Regions from separate parts of the Mus musculus genome. Here region 1 is linked to region 2. A link is a contact called in ENCODE POLR2A ChIA-PET data. All regions are on one chromosome and are shown on one strand. The core of a region is the stretch at or near the end of the contact, and the rest is flanking DNA. Distances in the headings are between cores, read along the strand shown.

Region 1 (3,570 bases), core at 461-2,960, 150 kb after region 2:
CCTATAATTGATATTCATCCAAAATCGGTGTCATGTCTGATTTAATGATATTTAATCAAAAGACAACCCTTTTACTCTTCACTATTAGTTAAGTATGTGCTATCTTGGATCCCCTCTGGGCGATGGATAACAAGTATTAAGTGTTGGCTCAGGATGGGTGAGGGGAGCTTGGAAATGAAAGAAAGAGGAAGTTGATTGTCCTGTATTCAGAACAAGAAAGGCAGTAGTTCCACCGTGGGTATGGAGACTGCACAGGGGCACAGGATTAGAAGAGGAAACTTTTGGAATGAAATTTTAATCAGTGGGTATGTTCTCTGTAGTTCCAAGGCCCAGAGATGCCAGCACATGATCTCATTACTGTGTTGGCTTTTTTGTGACATTACTGTGTTGGTGGTCGTATTTGGTTTGTTTTGAGACATGGTTTCCTCTGTGTAGCCCTGGCTGTTCTGGAATTCACTTTGTAGACCCAGTTTCCTGACTGGATTCCCTGACTTCCCTTAGTGACAGGTGGTATGGGGGAAACTGGGCAAGGTAGACCCGTCCCCCTCCTCCCCTCCCCCCCCCAGAAGCAACATAAGCCAAATAAGGGGGACCTCGATTTCCTGATCCTCCTGCCTCTACCTCCCAAGTGCTAGGATTAATGCTGTGCACACAGGTATTCCCTATATTTTTTTGCGTGGTTTTATTAGTTTATTTAGTGCTCAGCAGCAGTTTTAAAGTAGAATAATGTCAGCACTTGGGAGACAGGGACAGGAGGATGAGGAGTCCAAAGCCATCCTTGGCTACACAGCAAATTCAACATGGGCTGCGGCGTCACATCTCAATAAAATGAACTCGGACCTGGAGACGTAGCTCAACTGGTAGAATAATGGCCTAGGGTGCATGAAGCCCTGGGTTACACCAGAGCCCTTCATAATTCGGCTACGGTAGGGCTTGTCTGTAACCCTATCCATCACTCACATGGTGAAGGTCGGATCAGAGGTGCAAGGCCATACTGGGATAAAGGAGACTGTCTCAAAAAACAAAGAACACCCCATGTATTAAGAGTGGAGAGCCAGGGAGGAGGGAGAAGGGAAATAAAGGTTAAAACAAGCAAACCCCCAATAGAACGAAACACCCAAAACTAGAAGTCTGTGCAATCATTGTGATGGTGTAATCAACTGGTCTGATAACTTTCTTAAGTACAAAAGCCACAAGTCCCCGTGACCCTGAGAGATGGAGCCAGGTTCCTCCTCTCAGGTTCCCTTGTGCGGTTCACAGGAAGCAAGGCAACCAGCTTTCTAATAGTTTGCTTCCAGGTAACATGAAACCTGTAGAATCTTGTTTGCTATCGCAGATTGTTCCGTGAAACTCAAGAGTTGGGGGGAAGTTTTTGTTTTCTCTTTTATCTTGTTTTGTTGTTGTTGATGTTTTTCTGTCTTTGGGCTGCAGTTCATATCCATCCGCCACACAAAGGCGATAGGCTCATCTTTCCGTGAGCATCACGCGTTCCGGGGCGACCCAGCCTCTTTCACCTTCGAGCCTGCAGCTCGCTTTCCTGTCTGAGCCCCTTGGGTGATGGAGCGCAAGCGGCGGCGGCGCGCGTTACTGGGCCGCCCTGGCGAAGAGCCCCAGTTCCCGGCCGGCCGGGCAGGCAGGCGAGGCCCCGGCCTATGGCGGAGTCCGCGGCGGGGGCGGGGCGAGCCGCGCGGCCTTCCCGGCATGCCCCGCGGTGGGCGGGGCTCTTGTTTTGAAGGGCCGGGTGACTCAACCGGGGATCCGCGGCCAGGGCGGGGGCGCGCGGTGGCCGGAGCTTGGAGGTGGCTTCGGGGCTCGGTGTCGGAGAGCGCGGCAGCAAGCGGCCGGTGAGTGCCGAGTGACAGGGTGGGCGGGCGAGCGGGCAGGTGATGGCGCGGGCTGATGATGGCGGCGGGCGCGACGCTGCGGCCTGAGAGGCCCCGTGCGGGCTCCTCCCCGGCCTGGGGAGAAAGGAGAAGCCGGGCGAGGCTGCCGACCAACCACGCAGGGCCACCGGTAGCCCAGGCTGGGGAAGGTTGGTCGCGCTTTCCCAGAACCTCTGGAATCTTCTGTCGGTCCTGTCGCCCCTCTGTTGTCATCCCATGCTTAGTGCAGAACTGGGAGATTTTTTTCTTGCATATAAGAACTTTTTATAGCAGACAGTGTCGTCAGGCTTGCGCCATGAGGACACCTCCTCCCCTTTGTGGGAATTTGTCATTCTTTCTGAACATTCCTGGATTGGGCTGATTTACTATTTAGAAGTAAATCTAATCTTTTAAGTGAGAATTCAGCAAACGAACTAACAGACAGGCCAGGAACTCTGACCAACCAAGCTCTTTCACGGTGTCTGTTTGCTGATAGACAATTGTTTACCTAGAAATTTGAGATTTCTTTTTAAATGATCTCCCAAACAGAATGTTGGAATAATATTAGTTGTGACGAACCTTGAATTAGAACGTCAACCCCACTCCAGAGGAACAAAAACAAAATCTTAAAGTAGCAGTTCTCAAACGCGTTTTGCAGGTCGCTAGCACGGCTCCCAGAAATTAATTCTAGAAATCTAGGGTGGACCCCTGAGTCTACTAGTGCTGGCAGGCAACCACCCCGCTTGGGCCGCCTTGGTAAGCCAGGAACCGGACCTTAGGAAACCAAGATTAGCTTGGCCTGAGGACTGTAAATACTGTCTCATGTCCTTTTCTTTCTGTTGACTTACTCCTCTCCTGTCCGTAATCAGTCGGGAGTCAAGAAGCCCTGATTCGGAAGGCTGTGTGAGAAAGGATAGTGCTTTCTGGAGCCCTTACATGAGAGCAGGAAATGGCTTTTTATCCATATCCTGTTATTGCCTGGGTGGGAGAAAGATGGCGTGGATCAGGCTAACCCACCTTGTTTCTCTCAGGAGCCTGTTGGTAGGATCGTGGGAGCTTGAGCATGTCATTAGGTCTTGGCTCCCACCTCAGCTCTCTGCTTTCCTTCTCATGGTATCAGCCAGGGAGTGCCCGGAGCCTGGGGGGTCTCTGATTCCCTGGGATGTGCCAGCATCAGTAGTATTTATGGGCTTTTAGTTGTGGGTATCAATTCACTAGCTACAGAATATCTGAATGATGCCTAGCTTACACAGTACAACTGAAGTAAGGCATGTTAGAGACAGTATCCCAAGCGTGGCTCAGAATTCCCTTGCTGTCTGGCAGAAATGAGGGTTGGATGACCTCCACATCTGCCAAAGGTGTTTTCTACATCTTGATGTCTCTTGAGACTCCACAGGGATATTAAAGGTAGCCATGAGGGTTTGGCGTTTTTCTTGGCTTTGGTGGCTTTGGATGTCTGGCTACTTATTGATGGTTTTGTTGTTGTTGTAGATGACGTACAAAAACAGTGTGCCTTTCTGTAATGCTGAGTTTCCTGACTTGTTTTGTGTTTCCCACCTGCCACACATGGGGTCTCCCCACACCTCCATGGCTAATTGGAGTGAGAAACTGAGGGAACTGTTTGGATGATGTTAAATGATTTAAGATGGGAAAGTCGGAGTCCTTGAAATGAGAAGCTTAGAGGATAAGGGAGCACGTTGTAAGTTTA
Region 2 (3,386 bases), core at 110-2,609:
CCTTTCCTTCTTAAAAATTGGTTATTTTTGCAGTATGTTATTACCATCTATCAAGAACACACTCCTGTAAGGAAACCCAACTTCCATGCTTCACTCAACTGGTAAATTCTCAACTCTTAGGATGCTGAACACCTATACTTCAATGTAAATAAAAACACAAGGTTTGGGCCGTGAGAAATGTTTATTCTCTACTCTTTCAACTGTAGTACCCAGGTCCTGGATACCAGAGCCAATCGAGCAATTGAAAGTCTCACCAGCCGTTCGTGTAGAGGAAACGCTTTCAAAATATATCATTCATCTTCATCTTCGATAGCAGTTTATCCATATATCCTTTATAAGCATCATTAAGTATTGGTGCTTAAGATCTCTGTCACGAGGTAAGCTTTCAAATTTATAGGTACATGCGCTCGTGGAGGGGCAAAGGGACCTTTTCTTCTATTTATTTTTTCTTTTATTAGAACAAAAGGCAGCTTGAGTACACTTCAAAGTCTGGGAGTTGCTGTTTGACAGGCAGGCTGCCTTTGAGAAAGCCGTTCAGTGCATTAAATTAACCGACTCCTGGCCAAATCAAATTCAAGGGGAAAAGTATTTCCCATGCCTAGAGTGACAAACGGAATTACGAGGCACGCTTAAGCAGACTGTCAAACTTTTATGTTTACTTAAAAAAAAAAAAACTCCACACAGATGGAAAAGTCTGGTCCGTGGCAGCCTTGTGTGCCAGGAGAGGCTCACCTGTACACACACCACAGGCACGGGTCTTTCCCGGGCTGTCCGCACTGGGGGAGGGGATGGGTGGACATCGCTAGACCTTTGTCCCGGGGGCCTGGGGAGGGACGACTTTCTGGAGGCTTCGCAGCCACCTGCACTCTGGGAAGCCACACACAGTGTGGCCCTCCGGGGTCGTCCTGGGGCGAGCTTTGTGGGTGGGTGGGAGCATGGGCGTTCCCACCTCGGGGGCGGCGGGTGGCCCCACGCTCTGGCTGGGATGGGGTGAGCCACCGCTCCGTGGATTCAGAGTGGGAACCCCGACTAGATCAGCTCTGGGACAGGCCCAGGGTGAAGCGGCCCCGCCGCGTCCGCACCGCCACCGTGAGGCCGTGCCGGGGACGGTGCCCCGTGGAGGTGGCGCTGCCGCTTCGCGCTCATCTCCCCGCCCGTCTCCCCGCCGCCGCTGCCGCCGCGCCGGGCTGGGCTCGGGCGGGGGCATCCGCTCCGGTCTCCCCGCGCTTTCGCGCTCCCGCTTCGCGTGCGGCGGCTCGATCCGGGGAGGGAGTGAGGGAAGGGGTGGAGGTGGCGGGGGGAGGCCGAGGGGCGGATCCTGCCTGGGGGCTGATCCCTCCCTCCCCTCGGCCGGGCTCCGTGGCGGGCGGCAGCGGTGGTGGCGGCGGTGGCTCCATTCCCCCTCCTCCCCCGGGAGAGGCGGCCGGGCCCGGGGAGACGGAGCGGAGGGCCGGAGCGGGAGGAGGCCGCGCTCCCTCAGCCGGGCCGCGCACGGAGCTGCTCGCTCGCCCGGCCCGCTCGCCCGGCCGCTCACCCGGCCGGCCGCGCTCGCGCTCAGGGGGCCCCCGAAGCTAGGGGCCCGGCCGGCGGCTGAGGTAAAATGGGGGCGGCGGCGGCGGGGCCGGAGCGAGCGGGGGCGGCGGGGGCCGGCGGGGAGCGAGCGCTGCGCGCGAGGGGGCGGCCGGGGCGCACAGGGGTGTCCCGATGGGGCGTGGGGGTGACGCGCGACCTCTCCCCCGGAGCGAGGGCGGCGACGAGGCCGGGAAAAGCGCGCGGAAGGGAGCTGCAAAGCGAGGACCCCCTCCCGCACCCGCCATCTTGTTTCTCCCCGGTCCTGGCAGCCAAACGGCTAAGCCCCGCCCTCCCCGTGCTCCCCTATTGGCCTGGCTAGACCAGAGTCCCGCCTTCAGGGGCCGCCCTCGGCGCACGGGTTCCCCCTTGACGGGCAGGTTGGGCGGCCAATAAGTGCTTGCATCTCCGCGTCCTCCCCCCCCCTCCCCACCCCTCCGCCGTTCGCTGGCGCTCGCTTTCTCTGTGAGGGTCGGACTCTGCGTCTATCTGTGGTGCGCCTACCCTCTGGGTTGTTTTTTTTAGGGGGAGATATTTCTCTTTTTTCTCCTTCGGGGGGTGTCGTGAAGATTCCACTGGAAGAGGAGTCCCTTTAAAGGGACAGAGACCTTGTCTGGAGTCTTACCTGGTCTCATGAGTCCCTTGTGTGGCGTGCAGGGCGGGTTCCGTCCAATTGTTGAAACTCCTCATTCGGGGGCCAGGGTGAGGTGGTCGAGTTGGGGATCCCGGGTCGCTAAGAACGTCTCTGAAGGGGGCTGTTGGGGGTACTCGGCAGTGTGTGTATGGGAAGAGTTGTGTACGTGAGGAAACTCCCGCCAAAAAAAAAATACCAACCCTGGTCTAGTTGTTAGCTCCTTGTAGGCGAAACTCTTGGTTTCCCCTGGCAGTAGCCCAGCTGGGTCCCATGGGTTTGCCCCCTGTGATCGCATCGCGGGAGCCCCGAATGGGGATGGAGACGACTTCTGAGACTACAGGATGGGGTTCTTGTAGATTCTTCAAAATCGATACTGAAGTGTGTGTTTCCTCTCCAGAGGCTGCTTGCCTTTGGAGAATTGGGGAATGGAATCTGTTGGCTGGGACTACTTTTGAGACCTTGAGGTTGGTACGGGATCTCGTGCCCTCAGGGCTTCGGGTTGAACAGAAGTGCGGTAAAGGTCCTTTAGCTCCAAATGGTGGTGTATGCCTGCCTCAGGTTGCTCCACAGCCAGGTTAACTTAAGTCACACCTTGGGACTGAGAGGCCTTTACACTGTGGTTGTCAATGGTGACTTATTGATCATCCTTAAGAAGTAGATATTTCTGCCCTTGCTTTTATTACATTTTTATTTTTTTTAAATTTTATGTGCCTGGGCATGTTGCCTGATATATGCCGGGTTCCCCAAGAATTCAGAAGAGGGCTTCCAATACCCTGGAACTGGAGTTACTGGAGTTGTGATCCACAGTGTGGGTGCTAGGCATCCTCTTAAATGCTGTTATTTTTCCAGCATGCATATATATATATAATTATTATTATTAAACAATATGTGTATTGGTGTTTTGCCTAGGAATTGAACCTGGGTCCTCTGGAAGAACAGCCAGTGCTCTCAACTGTGCTGAGCCATCTCTCCTATGAACATTTTACATTTTTAGAGGGTCTCGCTATGTGCGTTGCTAGTCTGAAATACTATATAGATCTGCTTGGCCTCAAATTCCACAGAGAAGGCAGTACTTAAGAATAGCGCCTCTGCCTCCAGAGTACTGGGCTGGAAAGTGTGCTAGTACACCCCACCCCACACTGTTTTATTGATGCACTGTGGAGGCAGAGAAATTCAAAGCTTT

Evidence for each region. ChIA-PET counts read pairs that join two places held with the same protein, here RNA polymerase II (POLR2A).
Region 1: POLR2A ChIA-PET joins it to region 2 with 17 read pairs in Patski. The contact joins the promoter of Kctd20 here to the promoter of Brpf3 in region 2. POLR2A ChIA-PET finds 5 or more read pairs at or near these places in 2 of 5 experiments (Patski and embryonic stem cell).

The regions. Positions count from the first base shown.
Region 1 is chr17:28,950,726-28,954,295 of GRCm38, forward strand. It overlaps Kctd20 (potassium channel tetramerisation domain containing 20), which reads left to right and starts at 1,711. Exons shown (of 8, transcript NM_001356300.1): 1 at 1,711-1,844.
Region 2 is chr17:28,799,767-28,803,152 of GRCm38, forward strand. It overlaps Brpf3 (bromodomain and PHD finger containing, 3), which reads left to right and starts at 1,360. Exons shown (of 13, transcript NM_001081315.1): 1 at 1,360-1,595. It overlaps Gm35883 (a long non-coding RNA gene), which reads right to left. Exons shown (of 4, transcript XR_003952337.1): 4 at 3,125-3,386.